Regions from separate parts of the Mus musculus genome. Here region 1 is linked to region 2. The links are chromatin loops, found by intact Hi-C in ENCODE. Cell type or tissue: heart. All regions are shown on one strand. Region 1 has its middle 22 kb from the start of Nfkb1. Region 2 holds the start of Bdh2 (3-hydroxybutyrate dehydrogenase, type 2).

The links. A loop is a pair of places that touch in the nucleus more often than their neighbours do. Peaks named below come from ENCODE experiments on the same cell type or tissue, not always from the same donor. Only the 100,000 strongest peaks of a DNase experiment are listed, where the experiment ranks them.
Region 1: a loop joins it to region 2, with 4 times the contacts of the local background. A loop is called at or near these places in 18 of 42 quality-filtered maps.

The regions. Positions count from the first base shown.
Region 1 is chr3:135,712,564-135,715,063 of GRCm38, forward strand. No RefSeq gene overlaps it. Among named protein-coding and RNA genes, the nearest start is that of Nfkb1, 22 kb to the left of the region's middle. In heart, a CTCF peak has its summit at 1,206 (motif pointing left); no DNase peak of the experiment used is centred here.
Region 2 is chr3:135,279,894-135,282,393 of GRCm38, forward strand. Bdh2 (3-hydroxybutyrate dehydrogenase, type 2) reads left to right here and starts at 1,328. Exons shown (of 10, transcript NM_001172055.1): 1 at 1,328-1,475. In heart, a CTCF peak has its summit at 1,270 (motif pointing right); a DNase peak (open chromatin) is centred at 1,268; H3K4me3 peaks cover 264 bases; H3K27ac peaks cover 983 bases.

The sequences.
Region 1 (2,500 bases), 430 kb after region 2:
TATTTACTTCACTATTTTATGTGTATGAGGGTTTTGTCTGCATGCATGTATACCCACCACATGGGTGTGTGATCCCCGAGCAGGTCAGAAGAGGACATCAAATCCACTTGAACTGGAGTTACAGATGGTTGCGAGCTGCCATGTGTTTCTGGGAATCCAACCAGAGTCCTCTGTAAGAGCAGCACATGCAAGGGCTGGAGAGATGGCTCAGCGGGTAAGCGTTCTGACTGCTCTTCCGAAGGTCCTGAGTTCAAATCCCAGCAACCACATGGTGGCTCACACACCACCCATAATGAGATCTGATGCCCTCTTCTGGTGCATCTGAAGTCAGCTACAGTGTACTTATGTATAATAATAAATAAATCTTTGGTCCGGAGCGAGCAAGGACTGAGTGAGAGCGAGCAAGGACTGAGTGAGAGCGGAGTTGGTCAGACTGGAGCAAGCAGAGGTCCTAAAAATTCAATTCCCAACAACCACAGGAAGGCTTACAACCAGCTACAGTGTACTCATATACATAAAATAAATAAATAAATCTTTAAATTAAAAAGAGCAGCATGTGCTCTCCTCTGCTGAGCTAAGAGTTGTTTCAGGTCCAAGAATGGCTGCATTTTTGATCACTTCCCTGACAGATTTGTCTGAGATCTCTTCCCAGGTATTTATGGTAAGTGCCTTTAAAATGTGCTTCTTTTTTCCTATGAGAAAAGTAAGGTAATTAAAATTAGAACTTTCAGGGGGTGGCCAGGAAACAACTGTGCCAGGACAAAGATTTCTCCTTAGGGGAATGAGTTAAGAAAAGGAAGTATTATTTACTAAGTGTTCCCACTCTGCAGATGGCAAGCCTCTGACAAGTATGTGTGAAGCCAGTTGTTTGTGGATACATTTCCATGGTTATACTTTAGTCATCCATACCACAACAAGAGTCTAGGTCTCTCCTTGTGACTCTCTCCCTCCCTCCCTCCCTCCCTCCCTCCCTCCCTCCCTCCCTCCCTCCCTCCCTCCCTCCCTCCCTCCCTCTCTCTCTCTCTCTCTCTCTCTCTCTCTCTGCAAACGGCAGTGACTTCTGCATATCCCTGAAAGTTGATATCTTCTGATGGCTTCCCTGTGTCACCTGGCTTCCGGCTCTGCATCTGACTTTTTCCTAAGAACCTGTGCTTTGATCCAGTTCTGCAAGCTACAATATATGCTGCCCCCTCCTGGTATTGTTTGAAGAGGTGAGCTCTGCTTAATGAAATTTATTCAGATGCTATTTGTGAATATGCTTTTCAGATATTTGCTCTCCGTTCCTGTTTGTACTCATCCAGTTAAGGGTCACTGGAAAGTCCAATCTGATGGAATTTGAAACTCGCTGGTGATTTTGTTGTCATTTTAATATGCTGCTAGAACACTAGCTGATGCACACGAGAGAAGAGAGAGAGAGAGAGAGAGAGACAGAGAGAGAGAGACAGAGAGAGACAGAGACAGAGAGAGACAGAGACAGAGAGAGACAGACAGAGAGAGACAGAGAGAGACAGACAGAGACAGAGAGAGAGAGACAGAGAGACAGAGAGAGACAGAGAGACAGAGAGAGACAGAGAGACAGAGAGAGACAGAGACGGAGAGAGACAGAGAGAGAGAGACTACTTTTTTGATGCAGACAAAAGCCCTGTCATCCATACAGCCATGCTATGTTCAAATTTGGTGAAAAGTTTGCTGATTCATTACTGTGCATATTTGTTTTAATTTTAATTAAAATGATCTAACTCCATTCACAAACTATGCCATGTGTATGAACACTTTTAAAACTTTCTTACTAGCTCACACAAAATAGACCAATGTCACTTCACTGGGTGAAGTTGCCAGTTGTTTTCAAAATGTAAAGGTCTGAACTGCAGAGTTCCTAGGAAAGTACATCAAGAAAAAAAAAGGCAAGGAACATGGTTGATTTCTTTTGAATTGTAAATACGGGAAATTCTTTTTAATTCTTATGCCTGCTGTTCTCTTGGGAGGGAGAAGAGTCAAAAACTAGGGTGGCCCAGAATGGGGTCCTTTGGAGCTTTAGTTATCACTGAGTGATAAGGCCTGGCATACAATACACTTAGAAATGTCAGTATGGATAATGCGTTTCTAGCCTTCTTTAATGTCTGAGTCTTCAGTTTAACATATGAAATGGTGTTTGAACTTATGCATGGATACAGACATTGTGGTAAGCATATATGTACTTTGTATAAGGTATTGACCAGAGTCTAGATCAGAGACCAGCATCTGTAGCCTCAGCAAGGAGTGTGTGAGGAATGTTGAATTCCCTATTGCTGTTTAGCTAAACTGATACAGCACCAAACACCCCCTAAATATTTAAGCTCATCCCGTAAACAAATGCTACTTTTAGCCTTAATTGGAGATGCTTCTCTTTGCAATGAACAGTGGTGAATATAGAAACTCACGGCTGCTCAGGATGCTGAGACTAAATGATCATTCAGGGCTCCACGGTAAGCAAGACACGTGTGTCATGTCTGCTAGGGAG
Region 2 (2,500 bases):
AGCAAGGAGCACACACAGAAGTGTCTGCTGTAATAAGCTGCCGTTTATCCTGCAGGTGTGTGGCAGACGCTGGGCTTCACCTGCACACCATGTCCCCTCCTCACCACCCTGGCAGAGCCGCTGTTTCCTTCTCCTCCATATAAGAACGCAGAGCCGCTGTTTCCTTCTCCTCCATATAAGAACGCTGTAGGTTGGCCAGTTTACAGGTCCTGCTTACTCAGCTATTTCAGGGAGACATAGGATTTATGTCTTTTTATTTTTAAACTGGGCTCTTTTTTCCCCTTTGAGGGGGTCAGCTGTTCTGAATAAGGGTCTTCTGTAGTCCAGGCTGGCTGTGAAGTTCTAAGCAAACTTTGTGATGCTCTTACATCTATTTGTGCTCGGTGCTAGCACTCTGGGCTTTATACCGTGCTAGAGACTGAAGCCAGGGCCTGAGGCAGGAGCTTGAGGGAGGAACAGAAAGCACCCACACACTGAGCAGCACAGGAAGCCACCCTGTGCCTGCCTTAAAGGACCAGCTCTCTGTCTTGCTCTGCTCCGTCCAACCCACGTGCATCCAACTGACTGACTGTGAAACCCACACTTTAGGAGCCACTCAGAAAGAGGAGCAGAACCCAGAACCTTCTGGGAGGCATCACTTTTCTCTTCAAGAAGGAAGCCCTCAGAAAGTACAGCCTGCGTCCCCAGCAGACCTGCATGGCTGGCCAGCCCAGGTGACAAAGGAGGCTCGCAATCTGATAGCTTTGTTTTGTAGCCTTTGCAGTGCCAGAGCCCATGGCAAAGTGTGCCAAATGTGTCGAGCCCCTGGATTTATGCAGGACATTCACACATGACCTCCATGATCACTGTGACACTAGCCAGGTTAACTCACAAGTCTCCGACCCAGCCAAGACCTAGCCCTTTCCTCGTGGCTCCTGTAGTCTTCAACCAACTTGATTGCATGATATTTTGCTCTGTTCATTTCAAGATTCCCATCCTAGCTGGGTGTGCTCCTCGGCTCAGGCCCAGTGCACTCAGGATGCCAGCATTCTGCAGCTGAGGGATTAACGTCAGAAACAAGACTTTAGCCCCAAGGAAGTTTTCTTTTCCCCGCTCAAAGCAATCTGGGTTAAGAGCTAGGAAGACCAGAGTATTTAGTGCCTCGGGTCCCTTGTGTGTTTTCCAGCAGCCTTCCACCTTCCTGGCCATTGGATCTGGCCTGCTAAGTAACTTGCACAAACAAAAGACAGGCCTTTGTTTGGCGTTCACAGTTCCACGTTCTGATCACTAGATGGCAGCATGGACACATCTAAAGTGCACGGCTGTGGCAAACACTTCTTAAAAGCTTACTTAACAGGCATTAGCAAAAGGACTCGGAGGGGACCTGAACTCCACCTCCCAGCGTGCATTAATCAGCATGTGACTTCTCCTGCGCAGAGATCTGAAGTTTGTCTCCTGAAGGAATCTGGAGGACTGTGTGGACTCACTCTTCTAAAGTAAGATATTTTTTTCTAATCACTTTCGACAAAACTTTTGGGGACTGAGAGTTGTAGCTTGTGTTGCCATCTTCTCCATATCGCCGAGTTGAAGATGCATCTTCAGTTAGTGTGGGAGTTGGGAATCCTCTTGTATTTATTAGAGTTTGAAAATAGCCAAAGAAAGACAACTGTTCCAGTATCTGTCCTAAGTAAACTGGCTCGTGAAAATATTTGGAATTCCAGAAAATACTCTGAGCCTTTTTCTAGTAAAAAGAAATTTAGGGTTTTAGTACAATCTTTAGAAGTAGGAAAGTCATTATGTTAAGAGTGGGTTAAGTTTACAATTTCTGGACGTATTCCCACTCTAAACCCCACCCTGTTACCCCCCCTCCCCAAAAAAAAAACAAAAACAAAAAAACAAAAAAACCCATGTTGCCTTGAGACTGCTTGGAGGTCAGCTGGAGAAAGGTTTAGAAGTAAACAGAAACTAAATTTTGTGCCTGGTTGCTTCTGGGTGGTCTCGGGGGTCATGGAGGTGCTTAAGAGAGCACTGAGCAGGTGCCTTCACTGATTCTCAACCTGTGGGTCGCGACCCCCACGCCTAGGTTCTATCTAATTAGATATTCTGAATGTCAGGTGTTTACATTATGGTTCATAACAGCACCAAAATTACAGTTGTGAAGTAGCAACAAAAATATGGGTCACCACAACATGAAGAACTGCGTTAAAGTGTCGCTGCATTAGGACGGTTGAGAACCAGGGCTTTGGTGGGCGAATACCCAGGGTCCCTTAGTGAAGGCCCTGGACTGTGAGTTTCTTATGCTGTACTCAGGGTCGGGGGAGGCAGGGACGGCTCATCCCTTCCTAAAAGCACAAGTTAGCTTTCTCTCAACTCCTACCACACTCTAAGTGAAATTTCTCTCTGCGTGCTACTGGTAAAAAGCAAAGCAAAGCGTACTGCATCAGAATTGGGGAGACGCCATGAAGCCAGATCCTGTTACCCAGCATGTGCGCATGATTGGATCACAGAGTGGGGGTCATCA